Regions from separate parts of the Homo sapiens genome. Here all the other regions are linked to region 1. Evidence: chromatin loops called from intact Hi-C (ENCODE). Cell type or tissue: PC-3. All regions are shown on one strand. Each heading gives the region's core, and the rest is flanking DNA. Links, peaks and the distances in the headings are about the cores only.

The links. Peaks named below come from ENCODE experiments on the same cell type or tissue, not always from the same donor. Only the 100,000 strongest peaks of a DNase experiment are listed, where the experiment ranks them.
Region 2: it touches region 1 in a loop (15-fold over the local background); 7 of 110 quality-filtered maps call a loop at or near these places.
Region 3: it touches region 1 in a loop (11-fold over the local background); 3 of 110 quality-filtered maps call a loop at or near these places.

The regions. Positions count from the first base shown.
Region 1 is chr1:216,739,693-216,747,687 of GRCh38, reverse strand. It overlaps LOC124904512 (a long non-coding RNA gene), which reads left to right. Exons shown (of 2, transcript XR_007066880.1): 2 at 3,177-3,445. It also overlaps a transcript of ESRRG not described here. Among named protein-coding and RNA genes, the nearest start is that of ESRRG, 20 kb to the right of the region's middle. RefSeq lists an enhancer at 6,895-7,462. In PC-3, for the core only: CTCF peaks have their summits at 4,652 and 4,857 (motif pointing right); no DNase peak of the experiment used is centred there.
Region 2 is chr1:215,989,447-215,997,441 of GRCh38, reverse strand. USH2A (usherin) reads left to right here. Exons shown (of 72, transcript NM_206933.4): 35 at 4,275-4,422. Among named protein-coding and RNA genes, the nearest start is that of USH2A-AS2, 79 kb to the left of the region's middle. In PC-3, for the core only: a CTCF peak has its summit at 4,598; a DNase peak (open chromatin) is centred at 4,641; H3K27me3 peaks cover 674 bases.
Region 3 is chr1:216,107,750-216,115,744 of GRCh38, reverse strand. The region is part of intron 21 of USH2A (usherin); the gene reads left to right. Among named protein-coding and RNA genes, the nearest start is that of USH2A-AS2, 39 kb to the right of the region's middle. In PC-3, for the core only: CTCF peaks have their summits at 3,496 and 3,704 (motif pointing left); no DNase peak of the experiment used is centred there; H3K27me3 peaks cover 1,197 bases.

The DNA.
Region 1 (7,995 bases), core at 3,323-5,822:
ACAAATTGCTCACAGCAGAACCAGAATTATACCAGTAAGTATTTTGGTATTAAGTGTTTATGGATTATTTGATAAAAATCATCATAACTATTTTGGAAGGAAATGCAATCATTGTGGGCCATATACCCAGTTGCTCTACCTTCCTGTGTCTGGGATATCCAGAGAAATCAGAGAGAAGCTGTGTTGCTGGGCATAGGGGTAGGGGAGAGGGATTTCACCCAATCTATCATTATATCCTTGTGATGCTATAAAGGACCTGTGCAGAGGAACAGAGCCATATGAATGATATTGTGAGGACCTAGCACGTGAGACAAAGAGGTATATGAACACTGACATTATTCCCATCATATGGTATTGCCATAGAGTGAGGCAGAAGAATAAACACAGGGCTAAGACAGAAAGAAGCCTGGTGGGATGCGGGTAATTACTCTCAAGTTTGTCTCTGCCACTTATGGGTTGATAGAATCCCAGGCAATTTAAATGACGTCTCAGAATCCTTGTTTCATAATCAATAAAACTGGAAAACTAACATCATTTATCTCACAAATAGGTAAAATCAGATTAGGGGTGTGCAAGCATTTTTGGAAGCTTTAAAGTGAGATGTTTGTGCTAGAAATTAATAAAATAAAACAAGTCTACAAAATACAAATTCTATGAAGCCTGTTTTATGAGTTCTTTGATGAGGTTTCCTTTGCTAAGTCATACTGATAATTACTGATAATAATCTAAGGTCTTTTGAATATATTGAAGGAAAAAAATTAAGTTAAATAAGGCCGTTTTAAGGAAAATGGTTACAATTCCTTGCAAACAGGTATAGCACAAAGTAAAGCAAAATAGTGTGTGCACGTGGGTTTACATGCTTCATTTATCTGATGAACAGACAGTTTTTGGAAAAAGGGACCAGTCTTTGTTTATTTAGAATTTGACAACTCTGTAAGAGCTTTAAGTTAGGAGATGAAGATTCAGTGCACATGTTTATTATTTCATCAAACATTTACCAGTTTTATCTATTTAAACAGGTCACTAATCAGCTATAGGATCTAAATAAATGGTATGACGTTCCAAGTGATACCTTTAAAAATGAATACATCTGCCTACATTTTCAAATTTGACACCATCATTCTATCATTAGGCAAGCAAAAATACTACGAAAATTAAGAACTTTAAGCAAAGAATTCTTTTAAAAGTTAGCTTTGGTAACTTCTGTTATTTACGGTTATGTGGATGTCATACTATTTGGGATATAAAACACTATATATATTAAATTAATATTTTTCCAATGAGGGCATTTTGCCTGTAAATATGAATATTTTATTAGTTTGGTATCATTTTTCTTTTCATCAGCCTAGCTTGGGCCTCCTCTATTATACATTGCTTCCATCTAGGAAAAGCATGTGTTGTAGCAGAAAGAGTTCAGACCCTGGCAGCAGATAGTCCTGGGGTCATATTCTGGTTCTGTCACTTACTAGCCAGGTTTCCTTGGATAAGTTAATGTTTGAGCTTCATTTCCTTCTTTTTATTTCTTCATAAAATCAGAATCATTATCACCATAATATCTACTTTTTACATTATTAAGATTGTTAGATAATTGCACAATAAAAGAAGGCTGTTATTATTTTTACATTATTGAACTTTTTTGAGGTTGAGCAAAATACTGTAAGTAAAGCTCTCAGAACAAAGCTTAAGACATAGTAGGTGTTCAACAAATATTTTTCACTTCTCTTTGAAACAAACTCTACATTAAAGCCTATATTAAACCCTGTATTAAATAATAACACCACATTACATTTGTATACTTTTTTACAATTTACAGAATGAGTTTGATACATAGATAATTGCCTTCTACATGAGGACTGAAATATAAATATACATCACCATAATACAATTTAAAGATAATAGCCATTCTTTATTGAGTGTGTCTTTTACAGATGAGTAAACTGAATACAGAGAGGTTAAGTAACTTTCTCAAGGACAAACTCCTAGTAATACACAGAGCTGACATGGAAACTTACCCAACCTCCTAATCAATTGGCTAACCAGCCTGCATTGAATACACGCATTGAGAGACTGGACAAAGGGAAAGGAGGGGGCAGGGGGAACCTCAGCCTTCAACTCAAGAGGGTAAAAACTCCTATGCATAGCACAGTGTCTGCAATAGAGAAAAATGTTACTTAAGTGAATGAAAGAAGCAAAAACATATTGGGCATGGTGGCTCATGCCTGTAATCCCAGCAACTTGAGTGGCCGAGGCAGGAAGATCGCTTGAGGCCAGTAGTTGGAGATCAGCCTGGGCAACATAGCAAGACCCTGTCTTTGGGAAAAAATGATGGGAAATAAACAAACAAACAAACAAACAAACCACATAGGTGTGCATGATGGTGTGTGCCTGTTGTCCCAACTATTTAGGAGGCTGGAAGTGAGAGGATCGCTGGAGCCCAGGAGTTTGAGGCTGCAGTGTGTCATGGTTGTGCCACTGCACTCCAGCCTGGGTGACAGAGTGAGACTCGACTTAAAAACAAACAAACAAACAAACAAAAAACAAAAAAAGGATGAAAGACAAGCAAAATGTGAAAGAATATAGCAAAATCCAGGGAGTATTGTCTTTAATAGGCACACCTCTAACCGACATCCCATTATAAAAGAAAAATTGAGACCCTGGGCTGAGTTCTCTCATGGCTCAGCCAGCAATTTCTTGAGGAACTTTAGACTCTGTTTTCTACTCTATCGAAATAGTTTGCAAACTTTGGTAAATAGAGCAGAAACATACACACTTGCTAATATGGAACCAAAGTTAAACCCTGCTCAGAGAACTACAGAAAAATGTATATGCCTGCCCTCACCTGGAGAGCTAAATGAACGGGTACTTGAGAAAACCTAGTCAGACGACATCATGAAGGCTGATGTAGCTTCAATGGCAGTAAGCCAGCAATATTGCTAGAAGAACAGATGGAAGATGGGACACATTTGTAGCCAAAAAGAGACTACTCATAGGTAACACAGCATGTATTGCCAGGAATAAAGATGGTGAGATGTAGAAATAACCTCTATAAGTCCTATGTGTGTGCATTTCTTAAAATCAGGTTATTTTTAATTGTTGGACAAATTTTGAAAGTTTTTGCCTGAAATCTGTGTGTTTTTGGCATCGTTGGACGTTTGCTTTTAGGAGTGTGTACAGAGGTGTGTGTGTGTGTGTGTGTGTGTGTGCATGTCTGTGTGCACATATTCAAGTGTGTGGTACTAGACTCAGATGGGATGGAGTTGATTAAAACATCGAATGAGTTACCCTATGAATGTTGTACAGTTGATGTTTACTTCCCAAGGCAAGAATATGGGCTTGCATTTCTCCTGTGTGTAAATATTTTGTTTAGCGCCTAGTGCAGTGCTAACAACAATGTAATAAATGCTTGCCAAATATAGTATAAATAAATAAATTGATTTAGCACCCAGAAGTTTCATGCTCTTTATTTTATTGCCGTTTGTTCAGAGGCACAGAGGAAGAGACTCTAACGGACAATGTATTTCTTACTCCCTCATGGTTCCTTATCCACCCAAGACTGAACTCTATGGCTTTGTTCTCTTAAAGCACTTAACCCTTTAAAACCCTCCTAGCAAAACTTTCTGCTCATCACTTAGATAAAAAGAGGAATACAGCAGATAAATGAACAGAATCACACTCCATGTGGCACCGTGTCCAGAGGAATCACAAGTAAAATCTGGTACCTAATGGCAGTCAATATAATGATTAAGAGCAAAAGTTTCCGTAAGCAGGATTAGAATTATTTCTGCAAGTTACCTACTATGGAAGTTATAGTAAGTTACGAAGTCTCAGCTTCCTAATCAGTAAAATTAGAATGTTACTGAGATGATTGTGAGGTTCAGATGAACTAAATGATGTAAAATTTTGAGCACAGTCCTAGCACATCATAAACCTGTGATACTTAGCAGCACTGACCATCATGTCAATGACTGTGATCACAACGACAGTGACAGTGATGATGATGAGTGTTATCCATGAATGGTGATGATGATGATGACAACAGTGAAGATGATGGCAATGGTGAGAGCACTTAGTGGCTAACAGCTTGCTAGAAAAACTCTCTAAAGGAATCATGGCACAATGTGTTTTCTAATTTATGTTTCTGGGTCTAAGACTGCCTTCAAAACATGCTATTAGTTTTCAGAAAATTTAAACCAGCTCTCTAAATTAAATTACCCTGAAGAGGAATACTTTTATATTTTTTAATATAAGGGACTTTCTGAATTCTATGCCATAGACAGAACAATAATTTCACACTGAGATATTTATTCCAGGGTTCTCTCCATGATCCTAAGAGTCACCTCAAGGAGGGTGTATTGTTTTATTTCAGCTGCCTTGGCACAGTGTCCCAGCATTAACAGCAAATGAATAGCCTGTGCCTGTTTTGTAACTTTCATTCTCTACTCAATGGCTTTTCTCAGGCTTAGCAAATAAATACATTTCCATTGTATGCTATTGTTGAAAAGTCATATTGTCTTAGATTTTAAAGCACACCTTTTATACAGAGGACCTGTAGTACAGCTAGCAGCCTCATTCCATTGGTCTCTAATAATGACTATCATGGTGAGACACAGTGACTTTGACAGAAGGAGGAATTCACTCCATTAAGCAAATATACTAGAGGCTCCATACTTTGTTGGAGTTAATAATTTCATCTTTAACAACTGAAGCAAATTTGAAAGATGCTGCACCTCTCATTCAATGCTACACTCATTTTGCCTTGATCAGGGAAGGTTGAATGCTCCTATTTTGAAGTAAAATCTCCCTAAACTCTTAAGTTTGAGGGTTTTTTTAATTGTCTGGGAGAGTCCAACACCAGAGGGCGATGTGAATTCAACATTTTTACTTGTTTTCTTGTACAGTTTACTTTTGGTGTGTAAACAAAATAAGCATATTTGGTGTTCATAACGATTCATTTTCTGAAGTTGTTTTTTCAGTAACTGCAATTTTACTTACTCTGTTCCTCTCCCACTTTTGCATTTTAACAAGGAATGGAAAGATTAAGAAATCAGTCATTCATTTAGCTGTCATTTATTGAGTATCTAGTATATGCAAGGTACTGTATGAAAGGGTCGGATGGAGTTAGGACAGAAATGGATAAAGAATCATTAAAGAAATATTTACTAGTCAGTTGTTGCATACAAAGCACTCTACTGGGTACTAGTGGGAATATAAAGATGAACCAGGTAGTTCTTGTCTTCAAGGAACTTACATTCTATTGGAGAAACATGATTCCATTATTCTCTTTTATCTTAAAGGTTGCTCACTTACCACAAATTTTTCTTCCCCCAACAGTCTTTAGAGACATAGCTCAGAAAATCTGCATCTTTTGCTCCTCTCTCAAGTCAAATTGGCCATGCCCTTTTTCAAGGCTCTAACCTACTTTATAAAGACATATCACATGTATACAGAGCATTACAAATGGATGTCCTTTAAATATAAGATGGTGGGAATAGCTGAGGCAAAAATCCTGGAAATAAGAATGCATTTGGTGTGTTCAGGTTACGTGAAGGCTGTGATACCCAGGCTCTGTGAAGCAGACTTGTGGGAAACTTGCCAGGAAAGAGGGTTTGGGTCAGGTTATGAATAGACTTGAATTTTCAGGTTAAAAGAATCTTGATTTTGTTCTGTAACAGTGGAAAATGTGGGGTAAAAGTACTTGAGAATGGCATATAGAATGAATTAGAAAGAAGCAGAAAAACAGAGGGAGAGAGACCAATGAAACCACCAGTGAGGAAATTCAGGCAGTTGGAATTTAACTTTGAGAATGTAGAGATGATTTAGAGTGAGAACCAATAGGACTTAGAAGTTGACAAGTGTATTCCAAGCACCCATGTACGAAAGTGTGGTATTTTTTGACATCAAGAGGGTTGCATGAATTCATCTGTTTCATAATAGTAAGAATTCAAAGCTTAGACAGCAATTGCCCAGCTAGGCTTGCATTCATTCATTTATTCATTAAACAGCCTGTTCAATAACATCCAGTCTGTCAGGCCCTAAGCTGTGTTCTAAGCATTCTGAGATGAGACAGGGTCTCTGCCTTCAAGTAGCTTACAGTTTAATAAGAGAAGTAAAATCACATACAGATATGAAAATGCTAAAGGATGGCAGGATAAGAGATGCCTCCCGAGAGGAGGTGATCTTTCTGAGTTTCCATCTGGAAAAGAGGTATATGTGTGTGTGTGTATGTGTAGGGGGGTATTTTGGGGTGTGTGCAGGGGCGGGGGGGAGTGTTAGAAAGGGGTTGTGAGGTTGGTGTTTTAGCCTGAGGGGTCCACACATGTAGTGACACAGGATTGTGAACAGGTATAAAGAAATAATTATAATATAAATTATAAACATAAACTATATAATATAAATTACAAATATAAATTATATAATATAAATTATAAATATAAATTATATAATATAAATTATAAATATAAATTATATAATATAAATTATATAAATTATAAATATAAATATAATATAAATTACCCTGACCCCAAAGAGCTTTCAATCCTCTGTTTAGACAATGTTCTGTTTTTATATCCAATGCTATCCCATTATGTTGGACAGTCTTCCCATATGGGGACGGGGGCGTGAAAGAAGAGAGAGGGGGGACTGTGATAACTCAATGCCAGTTATATTTGAGAACCAATTTCGTATATGACTTTAAAAAATTTATCTGAGAATTAACACTTTAAATTCTGCCCAATGAAATAGTTAAATTCAGAAGGTGGAAAAATGAAAGAATGTCAATATGTATATATAATCCCATTTTGATAAATGTGACATGGTAAATTCAAAGCCACTCCAATAAATGTCAAGCTTAATACAGGGGCACCTCTGCCTGCAAATAATCTCTAGGAGTGAGGAAAACACTACAAATAAAAAAATGGAACACTTTAAGTTCTTGATAATTTTTTAGTTCCTCTGTCGGTGATATAGAAAGGTGTGTAGAAAGCATTATTTCTCCACAAGCATCTAAGGCAGGGTTACAATTTCTTTCTTTTTTTCTTTCTTTCTTCTTTTTTTTTTTAATGTTAAGCACGTTCCTTTGCAGGGCTTAGAAATCTCTCTCGTCCAAAATTGAACAAAAAAGGCCTCCCCTTGTGCTTTTTTTGTCAGGCTGATGAAGCTGTATAGAAATGTAAATGCAATATAAGAGATGGTAGTGGGAAGCTTGTGTTGTGCTCTCCTCTTCTCTGGGGCTCTCTTGTAAAATTATTCTCTGATTTTGCTGTGTGTGTGTGCACCTCTTGTGTAAGGGCATTTAATTAGCTACAAGTTACAACAAAGACTTTTGAAAGGAAAATGTGTCTGTGGTGCAGATGCCTTTATTTTCATTCTGTGAACAGCTAGGTTTTTAACTCCCTTATCAAGAGCTGCATGAACTGCCCAGACTAAATTGGGAACATCTCCACACTGTTTGACAAATAGATTTTTTGTAAACTGATTTAGCCTTTTCATTGTTTGCATTTCATTATATAGAAGACTTCATGTCACAAAATTGGTATTCATTCAAAATAGAGAATTTAGAGATAGGACTGTAGCCAGATAAAAAATATTGCACAGGTCGGGGCTATTAAGCATAGAATAATAGCAAGTCAGTGATCCAAGGGGCTGTTCTTCAGCAGCAAAGGGGCTAACATAGCCGAGGTCAGCAGTCAGACTCAGGACTGAAGATGTGTCTCTGGCCACATTTACAAGACAATCTGCAGGGAACAGAGTGAGGAATGAAGGAGTCTGGCAGGATAAACTGTAGGAAAGAGACGTCTTTGCATCTCAAATTTCATTCTCCTGAGGGGTCGGAGGTGGGAATTTTAACAGTTGAGAGGTGTCTTGGTCTGTTTTGAAACATTTGCGCATCAGAGTTTGGGTTCCATGGCACATATAGGAGAGCCATATTAGCAAAATAGATTTTGAGAAGGAGTTAGCAGTGAGCTGGGTTTTCATTTCTTCTAAATCTTTTAGCTT
Region 2 (7,995 bases), core at 3,397-5,896, 750 kb after region 1:
CTAAAATTAGAACATTGAACTAAATGATGTTTAATGTCTCTGAGCCATAAAATTCTATGATGCTAAAAAAAGTAATCCCAAACACTATTCTATGGAGTCAAATGCTATCTGTCAGCCGCTGAATAGTGTTGATGCAAGATGTTATAAAGATGTGAAAATCCTTGCCTTAACTCTTGGTAGGGAAATAAACTTGCTCACATTATTTTCAAGTTCACTATATTTATTAGGGCAGAAAATAATATATTTTCAGGGAGGATTCAACTAACAGGGTTTTTACTTAACTCTGTTAAGCAGTAAATTAAATGAACCAGAACATTTTAGGTTCATCCTGGTTAATTGAGGGATTATTGTATATTTCACAGTTTCAATATAATAACTGGCTTTCAAGGTCATTAGATTAGTAGATCGAGAGCAGGTTCTCAGCAAAGTGGAGTTGCCTTTATAGATCATTTTAGCATGTCGACTAAGAGCTGGAAAACAAAACATAAAGATAACAAAGCCTTTAAGCAGCATTTGGAATAGAGGAAGCTACACGGGGATTTGAACCACTATGATTTACCCTAGGCTTGGAGCAGGTATGTTACTTCATGTAACGTCATTTAGTTTTCACATTTGACTGGATTATAAACTGCTGAAACATAAGGACTGAATCTTTCAAAATTTGATCTGCAGTTTCAAGCACAGGGCCTATTGGAAATGGGAAGCTGAGCAAACAATTCCTGAATGAATGATCACCAAGGACATCATTTCATAAAGGTTCTAAGACTTTTGATATGAATTAAATAATTTGCTTGGAAACACTGGAATTAGGAATGGTGTGGTTCCAAAACATACTCTTTCCACTGCAAAAAAAAAAAAAAAAAAAAAAAAAAAAAAAAAAACATAATATGTTGCTACTCTCAACAAAGGCTATTTTGAAATGTGATAAAATGTGATAGCTCCTAATAAAGAAGACAATATGTTAAAAATAAAATAAAGAAGCTATTAATACAGACAGCTATCAAGACAGGTGTTGCTTGATAATTTTCATACCACTGCTAGCCATTTGTAACTTGATGAATTCTAAGTATTATATATTCCTGAAAGATTCCTGGAAGTGGCTTCACTTTTTAAGTAATTATGGATCAAGTGGCCTTTTTCTTTTTCTTCGTGCTTTAAAATATGTTGCACTCTTAACATCCCCAATCCCTGTGGACCTGAAAACTTACTGGAAAAGAGAATGCTAGTTTTGGTCCGGGCACACTGGCTTACATCTGTAGTCTCAGCACTTTGGGAGGCCCAGGTGGGCAGACCAGTTGAGGCCAGGAGTTCAAGACCAGCCTGGCCAACATGGCGAAAACCCATCTCTACTTAAAATACAAAGAATAGCCGGGTGTGGTGCTGCAAGCATATAATCCCAGCTACTCGGGAGGCTGAGGTACGATAATCCCTTGAACCCGAGAGGCAGAGGTTGCAGTGATCTGAGATCTGCCACTGCACTCCAGCCTGGGCAATACAGCAAGACTCCATCTCAACAACAACAAAAAAAGAGAATGCTAGTTTTGGATTGTCTTAATAGTCATGATTTCAAAAATAATTGATAAAATTTTATTATTTATGCATTTTATTGTACCAAAATTGAATCCCTTATTTGGCCAGATGTTACTCATCATTTCAAGGCAGAGTTATGCCTTTATGAATTTTTCAAAATGGCTGTAACTGAGAAAAGCTATAGGCGATGGTTAAAACAACTTATTTTAATGGCTCTCAGGCTTTCAAAGACCTTGCTATTTCATAAAGGCATTTTTAATCAACCCCACTATTTTGTTTAGTTTTTCCAGACCAGAATTTTAATCAGCATTCAGCTGTATTGAATGTAGTGGCCTCTGGTGCGGGCAGGTCAAACAAGATACTGATTGGTTCAATTTCATTTAGATGATGTCAGATTAGACCAATTGGAAGCAGCTTTAAGAACATTTATTTTCCCATCAAAGGAACTAAGATAATGTCCTGCTTACTTAGGACCCTCTAAATGCATCCAAAAAGAATGTGGGCAAAACAAAATAAAATAATTTGCAGGTAATTCTGTTATTTCAGCAGCCTCTTTATAAATAATTTCATTTACAAGAAAAATGCTTTCATAAATGCCTTACATTCTTAAGAGATTTCTTTGTCAAGTTACTGGTTTATGGATCTCAGATGACATAGTAGATGAAACAGTCCTTCTAAACCAAAGGATGCTTTTACTTATCCTAGAAGACATCATAAAATCCTCAAAGTAAATTTTAATTCACACTGTGTTTTAAAAATATATACTTATATGTTGTATAGTATAGAATTTATTTGGGGAGAGTTAGCAGGGGAAATATTTTAGTATACAAATAAGAAAAAAATAGTGACAAGTAGACTATCAGAATTAAATCCCAGTGTGTTACAAGTTTAACAATAAGAAGCTGCAACATTTTTCCCTTCTAAGGAAAAAAAATCTGAAAAATGCAAATGGATGGATTTTTTTTCTCCCTGAGAAGTGGGAAAAATTTGTCTTTGACCATTTTTCCTTTGATAACTCAGCTGTCTCATATGGCCTCTTTTCCTGCCATATTTTCTGGTGGACTTTTAGCACATTTGAAATGTCTGGGGTCTTCAACTTTTTTTCTATTTTAATCGTTGGGCAATTATTTTTTGAGCTCACAGTGACCTGTCCTAAAGCTTTGAGTCAGAGTTTGGCCACATTTGCAAAGATTCCATTCTCTAGAGGAGTATGGTTTTTTTCTTGCACAGAAAGGCACATGCCACAGCTGAGAATTAGAGGAAACCCACAGAGGTTAATTAGGTACCCAATCTTAATGCAATTTTCATGCTCAGGCCACAATTTAACCCATCTGAAAGTTGCTTAATTAAGCTGGTAAGAAATTATCCTGAAGACATGGGCTATTGCTATAGTCTTGTAATAGCAAGTGAGATTAATTTCCATGTTTGTTGACCATAAACTGTTGTTTATGCTTATAATGAAGAATTTGCAACTAGTTGCAACAACTTTGCAAATAGTAGTGTACTCCCATATTTAAAAAAAAAATCTAAAAATCAGTCAGCTTCCTTCTGTCTTTGGGGAAAAGAATATCGACTACTTTAAGAATCACAAAATCACTCACTCAGTATCAAACTGAAAAATCAGAGAGACGCCTAAAGAAAGAGATGCTTTAATTTTTTATCTTAGTAATATCTGTCTTACACAAAAATGAGCTAAATATCTCTGCTTTTTTACATTGTCTTATGATTTTGCTTTATTTTCTTTTTGATTTTGGTAAAATTTAGTGCCTTTTGAAAGATTTTTAAACTTTGTTGTATCAATTGAAATTGTAACTTGAAGAGATACTGAACCAAGCTTAAGTATAGTTTTCAAATATCATTGTTATATAAGGATATAATTACTAATATTTGCTAGCAAATATGGGCTGAAAACCCCTTAATGTATTTATCAATTTCCTGGAGAAGTGCTTGTCCAGTAAGTTTAAAACATTATTTGCAGTTTATTATGAAATTGCACACGGAAGTTTCTGTAACATTCATGTTACCATTTCTGACATTAGTGATACTTAATTAGGGAACAGAGAGTTCTGTGATCATGTTAAATTTGTCAAACATGTTTTAATGAAGCCTATCTACTCTGACACATAAGTAAATTATGTGATCCTTTAAGCCATTAAACATTCACTCAAAAATTGCTTTGTATTTGTTGTTTTATGAGAAACATTGTTTTATTTAATTTTATTTGGTGTTATGCTATAAACATATTGGTCACACTGTAGAAATAAAAGGCAATTGTATTTGCTGCACATCTTTTCTTCCCTAGAAGTCAGTTGTTTTGTCTTAAAGTAGTCTTCATCCTCTAGTACTTTACTTATGTTATGTGTACACATGCTGTGTGTGTGTGTGTGTGTGTGTGTGTGTGTTTAATTCACTCTGGGAACCTTTGTGCAAGGCTAACTTCAGCAGGGCTGTTTATCCAGTCAATATATGCCCTACATCTCTAGGCTCTGACTTAAGATGCTTCCTTAATTCATACATTCATACCATCTCAGTTATTCTCTAACTATTGGGGATGGCTATCTTATGTCTTAAAAAGCAAATTAAATAAATGTTAAATCTTAACACTGAAATGAATTTATTTTGGGGAAGTAAAGGTAGCACTATATAACAAAATCTGAAACTCTTATTATGAATTCTCTTTCCTCAATGTTCATGAAAACTTTTGGGACCAAGAGTGAAATGAGCATTTTTGCATCTCTGTTTAGGCTTGCACAGGTGGTGGGTGCACAGTGAGTGAGGCCAGTGAGGCCCTAACTGACGAGGACATACCCGAAGGCGTGCCAGCCCCCAAAGCCCACTCATATTCACCTGACTCCTTTAATGTCTCCTGGACTGAGCCTGAATATCCGAATGGTAAGTGAACTCTTTTAGCCTCAAGTTAAAAAGATGATTAGCAAAGGTAAATTAATATTCTAAATGGCAGCTTATATGTGGTGCTTAATTTTTAATGATCATTTTAGCACATAAAATACCTAAGATAGTATCATTGTCTCTAGTTGGGGAGATTGTGGTTTTTAGGCTAACACACAATTTTGGTGGCTCAAAAGTGCTCCCTTTTGATAGTTTTTGTGTACTGCATCTCATTGTTTAATATGCTCCAGGAGAGGTGAAGAGAGCAAACGGGGAGGATTCCCAAAGAATGCCGTAGTGAGAGTGACATTGTATTTTCAATGACTTTCTGTTTTTAAAAGCCATTAGTTCTTCCTTGGCGAAGGAGAGAGGTGGAAAGTTCATGTACATATTGTGTCAAAACGCTTTTGATTTAATAAGTTTATCTTAAAAGAGGCCACTTGGAACTCTGTATTTTTTAATATACTATTTATAAATATTTCAACATGCTGTTTTTAAACAATGCATAGATTAAACATACATATATTTATACATATTTAGCTGGAGGCAAGTTTTGTGCATTTCTAAGCAATATATATGTTTTTGTACAGTTTAGTGAATTAAGCTAGTCAGTTACGTTTCACTAAAATAAAATCTCATTATGAAGAATTTGTAATAGTTTTGGGTAGAAATTGCTTTATTCATTTAGTGGAAATATCTTTAAGGTTCATATAACATAGTACCATTGTTTCACACTGATGGAAGCTTACTTGACATTAAATTTCATTCCTCTTTGAGACAAATATCAAGAAGACTTTTAATATAGAAACTCTTTTAAGAAACTCATTACTGAAAATTGAAATGGGCTCTTTTAGCACAGCCAAAAAGAATGAAAGAAAAAAGTTACAGTTTTATTAGTTTGTCTTATGTTTACTATGATATTAATTATTCCAGCCATCTCATTTTAATTAAACTTTTGGCAAATGCACTAGATATATTTGAGGTAATGGAGAGAATTCTAATAATCAGAGTGAATTATTATCTCTGCTATTGAAGTTATTCCTGTACTATTACAAATTTTCCAAGAAAAAATAAATGGATGCCTATTTGATACCATATTAAGCAATCAACAATCTTGTTATGCTTCTTACTTCACAAAGTACCCTAGTTCATAGATGACAATGAAAATGTTAATGATTTATTTCAATTGGATTGCTGTGAAATGCTGTTACATGATTTGCATAGTAGAGCACTTCCCTTCATCCCAATTGGTTAATACAACTAGAACTACAATTGCTCTCAGAATCTTCAGCTGTTCAGGGAAACATTTTCCACATTACAAAGCTCTTTGAATGTTTTGTGTATTTGCGTATGTTTTGTATATTTGCAAGCAGTTTTAAAATGTACTCATCAAGCAAGAAGAATTTGGGAGATTTTGGAGATTTGTATTGACACTTCCATGGTATTCCAAAGTCTTGTGTTTAATTAGAGTGGGATTTTTAGAACTTTAATTGTGGTACAATGGTTAGACATTTAAAAGGCAGTTTTATTTTTTTTAAAACGACTTTTTTTGTTTTTACTACTTCTCCCCACTTTCCCCCAATTTTTTAGCTTTTTGTTTCTCTTGTTGATTGTCTAGAGAGGGATAATCTGATTGTTGGAAAACATCTTGTCTCTCCATCTGTCTTCGAAGTCCCCACACCTCTCCTCAAATACCCAAAGAATAAAGTCTAAATTTTTTAGTCTGGTATTCAGGTTACTACCAACTTGTGACTCAACCTGAATACACATTGCCTTATAACATATCTTCCTTTCTAGCCATGCTGGAATATTTATGGCTTAATGTTGGGTTGGAAAACATGGGTGGAGTCAAATAGGCCTAGAGTCAAAAATTGTTTCTGATGTATAGTGACTGTGTTACCTCAGGAAATTCATTAACTTCCATGGACCCCAATTTCCTTGATTAGAAAATTGAGATTAACAGGCTGGGCCTGGTGGCTCACGCCTGTAATCCCAGCACTTTGGGAGGCTGAGGGGGGTGGATCATGAGGTCAGGAGATCGAGACCATCCTGGCTAACACAGCGAAACTCCGTCTCTACTAAAAATACAAAAAATTAGCCGGGCATAGTGGCAGGTGCCTGTAGTCCCAGCTACTCAGGAGGGTGAGGCAGGAGAATGGCATAAACCTGGGAGGCGGAGCTTGCGGTGAGCCGAGATCACACCACTGCACTCCAGCCTGGGTGACAGAGTGAGACTCCATCTCAAAAAAAAAAAAAAAAAAAGGAAAATTAAGATTAACAATCCCTGTCATCACCCTGTCCTTACCTGTAGAAATACAACTCATTCTTCTAGGCTAACCGTAGGCCTCTTATTCCATGAAATCATTCTACTCTTCCTTAAGTTTAAAGTAAACTTTCCCTCTTCTCTTGACTATGTGAACTGTTTCTATGCCTTCATAATGGAACTTCATTCAGCCTGTGCTTAAAGTTATTTGCGTATATGTCAAACACTCCCACCAGATGCTAAGGACCATAAATCATTAATTTCTCTTTCACTCCGCAGAGCCTAACACAATGTTCTACTTTTTATTGGTACGCAATAATATTTAATTCATTTAATGTTTCTTGTGGAAATTACCTTTGATCAGTGGCATATATACTCCAAAGCCCTGGCTCTTTAATGATACCAAGAGAGATGATAGAAGTACTTACCATCCAGTGTCTGCAATATATTTGTTCAAAATGCATTTGTTCCTAAAATATATTTTTCTAGCTGTGTAGATTCTGAGGCTGGGTTTCTCTTTTGAGAATACCGATCTTGCATTTGACCAAAGAATTTTTAATTTTCTTTTCTGGATTATGCCCAATTCAAAGTTAATGGTACCAGGCTCACATGGCAATATATGCTACCTAATGGTTGCTTTCTAATTTCTGAATATGCTGCTGAAGAGAAATACAATTGGAGAATAAGATAGACTTCATTCTTGTGTAACTAAATAAACCCTTTCAAAAGATTTTAAATGGTATTTCTCAAACTTATCTGATTCTTAGAACAATCTTGGGAGCACCAATTGAATAAGTAGATTCTAGGCTCCACCACAGACCTCCTAAATAATCAGAATCTTCCACTGCCTCGGTTATCATCAAAATACCCCTGGGTATTTACTACATTTTCCAACTGAGACCTCTCACAAAATCCTCCCCCTGGATTTTTGTTACATCTTAAACCCAGCATATCCAAGTTGATTTCTCCTCATGGTCTCCATCTCTCTGCTTGCTCTTTCTCCTGTATTCCCTCTCTCATGGATTTGCACCACCCAGCCCTGCCAGCCAGTATACTGGGCAGCAGTCTTCACCTTAAACCTTGCTCACCCCTGACTGCTGTCACCACACAACCCCTCGACTGCACTTCTCTAGTGAAGGCCATTAATATTGCTCACCCAGATCGCTTCAGGAGCCTCCTCATGCCATGCAAAAAATTTGCATTTGTTCATTCAAAATATGTATTTTGATGACCTACTAGGTTCCTTCACTCTTATCTATACAGTGCATTTCCTTGCTTCTTGATCTCAAGGATATCAGAGTCCTCGGGGAAAA
Region 3 (7,995 bases), core at 2,310-4,809, 630 kb after region 1:
TATATTTATGTAATAGATGAAATGTATTTCATCTATTTTGGAATTGAATAAATTCAATTTATTCAATTGTTTGGAATTGAATAAATACAGTACGTATAAAGGGAGGATGAAAATGTACAACTATTGGATGTTGATAGAAGCATTCTGAATAAGAAGCATTTTTACAATAAACTCAAGTATATTTTTATAATGTACTTTTTAATAATACACTGATTTTAAAAGTCTTTTTTATAATGTACTTTCATATATTTTTTCTTGAGAAATCTTGATCTTGTATTGACAATTGCATAAATATATTTGTGCCCAGCACAATGGCTTACGCCTGTAATCCTAGCACTTTGGGAAGCTGAAGAGGGAGAATTGCTTAGTCCAGGAGTTCTAGACCAGCCTGGGCACTGTGGTGAGACCCTGTTTCTACAAAAAAGTCTTTTAAAAATTAGCTGGGTGTGATGGCACATGCTTGTAGTCCCAGCTACTCAGGAGGCTGAGGTGGGAGAATTGCTGAGGATTGTTTGAGTTCAGGAGGTCAATGATGCAGTGAGCTATGATCACGCCACTACACTCAAGCCTTACAACAGAGAAAGACCTTGTCTCAAACAAAACAAAACAAAACAAAACAAAACAAAACAAAAATAAATAAATATCTTGGTATGTAAGGGCAATTTGGGGTTGATAATTTGGAGAGGGATGGAAAGATACATAGATGCCTATATCTACATAGATAGAGCTCTCTCTATACATACGGATACAGATATAAATAGATATCTATATGCAGATAGATATATATCTATGAAAATACACATCTAAATAACCATAGATATCTATTAATATCTATGTATCTGTATCTATCTATACATTTTAACTTAAAACTTTATATACACATAAGCCTATAGTTCTATATTTGTAGCTAAGTTTAAAAAGCTATTCAAGGGAAGCCCTGAGTTGTTCTTTTATGGCATCTGGTGGCATTTCATATTTGACGTGTTGGTTGCTATTGGTGTTTGCACTGGTGAATCCTTCCACTGGAAATTTCATTTCTTCAGGGTTTACCAATCACCTAAAATGTTTTCTTTCTGGATAATATCCCCTGACTGCTTTCTTCCTCTTTTAGCCTAAAGTTTCCTAAAAATTTAAAATGCATTGTAGTCAGCTTTACTTACCTTTCACAGAATAGCAACTCAAGAAGTGTATGCTAAGAGGAGGAATAAAATTATGTAAAAAATGAACTAGAAACATAGTTACCTAAGACAAAAATAATAAGTGGACAAACCAAGAGTAAACATTTTACTTAAGGGTTTAAAAATGATATCAATTTTTACTAGTTAGGGACAATGAATAATGCTTATCACCTCCACTGTTATTTAGTGTTGTTCTGGATGATATAACCCATGTGTAATGACAGAAAAAAGAATTATGGCTGTTGAAAAGGAATAGATGAAATTTCCAGAAAATAAGTTTATACCTAAAAAAGCCATCAAAACCTATTATAAATAACAGAAGTACAATAAGATGGTTAGCTATAAATAAATACATAAAAATAAATATTTTTTCCATAATTCAGCAATAACAAATCTGAAAATGATCTGATTCTTAATATCAATTAAATATATAATAAGTACTATAGCTTAACAAGAAATGTGCAGGATCTATTTAAGGAAAAGAGAAAAGAAGAACTTATAATAATCATTTTAATACAAAAGAGTGAATTAGTTGATAGGTAGCTAAAAGCAGAATTTTAAAAATTTACTAAAAAAAGCAATTTTGTAAGTAAATTTGTAAGTAAGAAAGAAAACTGGAATATATCCCTATCTCACTTTACATGTCAAAATAAATTACAAATTTTATATTTAATACTTTATTTTTTCCAGAAAATTAAATATAAAAATACAGAAAATGAACAGAAAAAATATAAGTAAGTTACAAATTCTGGGCTAGGAAGCCCAATTATAAAAAGCAAAGGAAGACGCCATTATTGAAAACATTTAGATTTTAAAACAAAAATAAACCCCCTTTTTACATTTAAAAATAACATTTAAAAGTCAATTGTTAAAAAAAAGTAAATGACTTTAACAAGTGACAGACAAAGAAACCATACCCTTAATGTGGAAAAAACGCTTACAGATCAATAATAAGGATGCACAAATGACAAAAAAGTATCCAAATGAAGAACTACGATGAAAGTTCAAAATCACTATTCATCTTGTAAATACAAATTAAAACTAGAATAAGATTTCATTTTAAATCTATCGAATACTAGTTGGCGTCTTTCAGAAATGCCAGGCCAAACTATTCCTGATGCTAGAAATGTTTTGCCTGACAGTGGCTGAAAACTATTTATAACATATGGAAAGGAAATTACACAACTTGAGAAATTTCTTGCAGTGAACTCAGAAATGAAAAGGCGGTTAGATGACAATTTCAGTTCATTAATTTATAAATTCACATGCTACCACAGATTTTAGAGATCATGCAATTCAGTATCTCCATTTAAGAGTAGGAATCTATGGGCTATTCTGCTCAGGAAATCAGCACTATAGCATGTATATGTATTTCATAAAGTATCTGGTGGATATTACTTTCTTGTTTTGTTTTTTTTTTTTTTTTTTTATCATTTGGAGGTTGTAAAGCATGATCAGTCCTTATAAGGGTCACATTTAGACAGCTACAGATTTTAATCGTTCCAAGGAAGGAATGGGGGATTATTTCAAAAGACGAAAGAAAACATTCTTTGATCTAAAAGCAGAACCACCATTTGACCCAGCAATCCCATTACTGGGTATATACCCAGAAGAATATAAATCATTCTACCCTAAGGACACATGCTCGCGGGTGTTCATTGCAGCACTATTTACAATAGCAAAGACATAGAATCAACCTAAATGCCCATCAATGACAGACTAGATAAAGAAAATGTGGTACATATACAGCATGAGATACCATGCAAACATGAAAAAAAACAAGATCATGTCTTTTGCAGGAACATAGAGCTGGAGGCCATTACCGTTAGCAAACTAATGCAGGAACAGAAATCTAAATACTGCACATTCTCACTTATAAGTGGGAGTTAAATAATGAGAACTCATGAACACAAAGGAACAACAGACACTGGGGTCTATCTGAGGGTGAAGGGAGGCAGAAGGGAGAGGAGCAGAAAAGATAATTATTGGGTATTAGGCTTAATTCTTGTATAATGAAATCATCTGTTCATTGAACCCCCGTGACACAAATTCATGTATGTAACAAACCTTCACATGTACCCCACAACCTAAAATAAAAGTTTTTATAAAACACATTTCTTTGTTTTATACAGACCAGAATGAAATCATTTCTCAACACTTCTTTTACATTAAAGCACATTATTCTTGTTTTTTTCCTCAGGTATTGCCCTACTTTTTAATCCTAATCTATAGTTCCATTGTAATTTTTAGAATGCTAATCTAATATTTATTGAATTCTTTTGTAGTAAGCAACTGAAAAAAATTTAATTTTCAAAAGGAAGAAAAAATACATGTTTAAATAATAAGATAACACAACTTTGGTATTCTAAGGAATGTTTGGGGATTCATTCCAGGGCGCTCATATTTTCAGGTTAGCTTTCAACTGTTATTTTGTCGAGTATAATCAATGGAGATTTTGTTATTCATGTATTTATAGAGCTGGTTAGCCATAAATAGTTTATGAATGGAGACATTTCTAGCACCACCTAATGGCAGTCAAGTAAAAAGAAAAAGTTTTTCTAATTTAGGAACTGTTTTGCATAATTTAAATTAAACTATATAGCCAGAGTTACTTCCATATGAAAATGAACTTTTACATTCCCTAATGCACTAACTAGGCATGGAAATCCATCTCTGAGCAATTGGATTGAGTAGGAATGAAGCTGAAGGGATATTTGATAATGAAACCAAGGGGTTTCTGCTGTCTTTATGTGTGCAAGAATAAGAAAATACCTAGCTAATAGAATAAATTAATTTTATGTGAAAATTTTCTTTTTAGTTTCAGAAGCCTATGCATACTAGATTTTCCATACTGTAGTTTCCTGAAAAAAGTATATTTTGAGTATTGTATTGGCATATTTTATTTGTCTTGTTTTTCAGCAGTTATTTATACATCTTTGACCAATTTATTCTACTAGTTTAATAAAGCGTTTTTTAAAGTTTCTGATAGTTTTTTTAAACTGAGTCATATCATTCTGATTATAATATTGGAATTTTCTGTTGAATATGAGTCAAAGAACATGCTTTAGATCCGTAAGCTCTACTCATTTATTTCATGTGTTTCCTAGCAGGATTTGAAGAATGTGTTGTCTGTCATAACCCTAGGATTGAGATCAATGGATTTGGTTAATGTATCCGAAGGAGAAGGAGAACTTAGCGATAGCAGCAGATTCTGACACCTTTCATCCTCGTCTCAACACTTTGGTTTGATACTTTCTTCTATGATATAAACAGGGAATACTAGGCAGACTGCAGATACAGGTAGTTTTTTGTTTGTTTATTTGTTTGTTTGTTTTTGAGATGGAGTCTCACTCAGTCACCCAGGCTAGAGTGCAGTGGCACGATCTCGGCTCACTGCAACCTCCAACCTCCGCCTCCAGGATTCAAGTGTTTACCTTGCCGCAACCTCCTGAGTAGCTGGGATTACAAGTGTGCCAACGAGCCCAACTAATTTTTGTATTTTTGGTAGAGATGGGGTTTCACCATGTTGGCTAGGCTAGTCTCAAACTCCTGACCTAAAGTGATCCGCTTGCCTTGACCTCCCAAAGTGCTGGGATTACAGGCGTGAGCCACCATGCCCGGCCAGATACAGGTAGTTATAAAAATCAACAAGAAAGAGACAGTCTGGTGGTGGTAGTAGTTTCAAGAAAGTGCTTTCTCTTCGACTGCAATTTCTTCCTTTCTATGAACATTTATTTATTGATGCCCTGTAATGCCCTTCACTTCTTTGTGCACACACTGAATTTTAATTCAGTCTTCACAGTCCTGCTTAACCATCACAGCTTCTGTGAACTTTTTCTGTATATCATTTTGCTCTCATTTCAACAAAATTAATCACTTTTGCTATTTTATAGCTGTAGATTACATATCCCTCTTGTACTGGGTCTTTATAATATTTTGTACTCATTTGGATACAAATACTTCTACTGCTATAGGATGGGTTTCCCTTAAAGTAAGTATTATGCCTTTCTTGTTTATCTTTATTATTCAGAGCAAACATGTATTTTGGTGAAAGCAAAGGCAAGTTAATGGAACTGATGTATCTTTAAGTTATTGTCTACTGTTTATTTTCTCTAGTTTTATGTTTTAATGTAGGCTGATGTTTTCATTTCTTCCTTTCATTAATCCATTTCTTTATTACTGCTAAAAGTTAACTAGTATTTGTTGTTAGTTTTTTGTTTTCTTTTGTTTTAGAGACAGGGTCTCACTATGTCACTATCTTGCCCAGGCTGTACTCAAACTCCTTGGTTCAAGCCATCCTCCTGCCTTGGACTCCCAAATAGCTGAGACTATAGGCATATGACACTGTGCCTGGCTGGGTTTTTGTTTTGTTTTGTTTTGTTTTGTTTTTGTTATTTTTAACATCATATGATACTTGATTGACTTTTCTAAACCCGTGGATTAATATCTGCTTCTAAAGTAAAAAATTGTTAACCTTGTTATTGAAAGCTAGAAAGAGAAAATGTCTGGCTTAAAGGCTATCCTAAATTTTTGAAAAATTCTTATGAGAATATAATCATCTATATAAAGGGTACATTTGGAAAATACAGGTATATCTTTAAGAAAGATTCAGAATTTACAAGAAAAAATATTGAATATGAAGATGATTAGACAATTGAACAAATATGTAGATAAATACATCAATTTTTACAAAACATGAAATAGCATTAAAAAGAGAAGAATTTATCACTGCTATCACTTATCACTGTTGCAGAGGTCCGATTAATGCAGTAAGAAATAGGAGTTTAAAAGTTGGACATAAATTGATCAGATAATTATTATTTTCTGATAATATTTCCTGTAAAATCCAAGATAATCCACTGAAAATATAGAACCAGTTGAACAATCTACAAATTGACTGGAGTCAAGAGAAATATATATAAAACAGTTGCATTCCTGTTCTCACAAAATTACTCATAAAATAATTAGAAACTTCTGTTTCAAATTGGGATGTAGAACAGTAAGAAAGAACTTCGCTTTCATGGTAACAACAAGAAAACCAGACTAAAGAAATATCTTTTTCTATGAGTCTGTCAAGGAGCAAGCAATGCAGAAAACCCTGGCTGAATTGAATTTTAGGAAGAAATAAGTGCTTCATAGGTGATCAGAGTGCTGTGGCAGCTTCCATATCTGAGGCTAAACACTTGTTCAGACAGCGGAGGAGTATGCTATTGTAGATGGGGAGAATTTTTAAGGTCAAGGGGAAACCATCCACCCTTAGACAACAATGTAGCCTAGTAAGATGAAATTAGATCTAAAAGTCTAAATGCCAAAGCAAGTAGCTCAGCCCCAGGTTACACTATTATCCTCCACACTTGAATTTTGCTAAGATAAAGTCAGTTGAAGAGGCCCTAGAAGTGGATTCCTATGAAATTTTGCCATGATTGGATTCCAGAATTATGAATAAATTTAATCCAAATATGAGCCAAAAATATTTATAGTCCCAGCCAAGTCCCCCGCTAGCTCAAATGAGGATAAGATCCAAAAGGTGGCATCACCAATGGTTGAAGGTTGAGCTAAACACAAGTGAACTAAATACAATTAAAGCCCAACTTCAGTTCTACATAAGTCAGTAGAAATGTATCCACAGATTGCCAAATTACTGTAATTAGAAAGCAAAGAATTTAAAGCAAATATTGTAAACATTTAAAAAAAATTAAAGGTAAAATTCATATAATGGATGAAAAGATAAAATATTTTAAGAGATAAATGATAGCTCTAAGAAGAAATAAAATGGAAATTCTAGATCTGAAAAGTATAAATTTACAATAAAAACTTTATTGGATAAGTATAATAGCAAATTGGTCAGTGCAGAATAAAAGATTAATGAATTTAAACACATATCATTATGAAGTAACCAAAGAAAAATGAAGAGAAAAATAGGTTAAAAAATAAACAGATCGATAACATGTGGAATAATATCAGGAGATTTAACATACATGGAGATGTGGGTTCCAGGAAGAAGAAATAGGCAGAAAAATATTTGAAGAAATAACTGTTGCTAAATATTCAAATTTGATGATGAAACAACCTAAAAATGCAAGAAGCTCAATGAATTCCAAGTAGAATAAGTATAATATAGCCACATATTGTATACTCACAGTCCGATTACTAAAAAAAAAAGATTATGGAAATAAAAACCTTAAAATCAGCTAGAGAAAAGGAAAAAGGCACTACATAGAAGAAAACAATGAAATGAATGAAGGCTAACATTTCATCAAAAATAATTGAGGCTAGAAGATAATACAATATCTTTAGAAACTTTAAAACACCAATCTCAATTCTATATTCAGTGAACGTATTATTCAAAAATAATTTGAAAGACATTTTTAGATTAAAGAAAGAGTTAGTATATCATGAATAGTCTTGCATTACAAGAAGTGCTAAAAAAAGTTTTAGGCTAAAAATACCAATAATAACTCAAGTGTGAGGAAAAAATGAAGGAAAATGGAAATTAAAAATGTGAATAAACAGAAAATATTATTAAAAACTCTTTTGAAGACATTTGATTAGTGAAAACAAGAAATTTTAAACATATTCTGCAGTTTACAACATATATAAAATTAAACTGTATAAAAAATAGTACAAATAATTGGACAATGGTAAATGGAAGTATGTTGCTGTAAGGATCTTATATGTGAAGTAGTATAATGTTAATTTGTGATAGTATGTGTGTTAAGAATGCATATGATGATCCTTAGAGAGCCATTTTAAAAAGTCTAAAGTCTACCTAGGGAGATGAAAAAGGTAGCAAAATGGAATGTTAAGGTAACTCCTC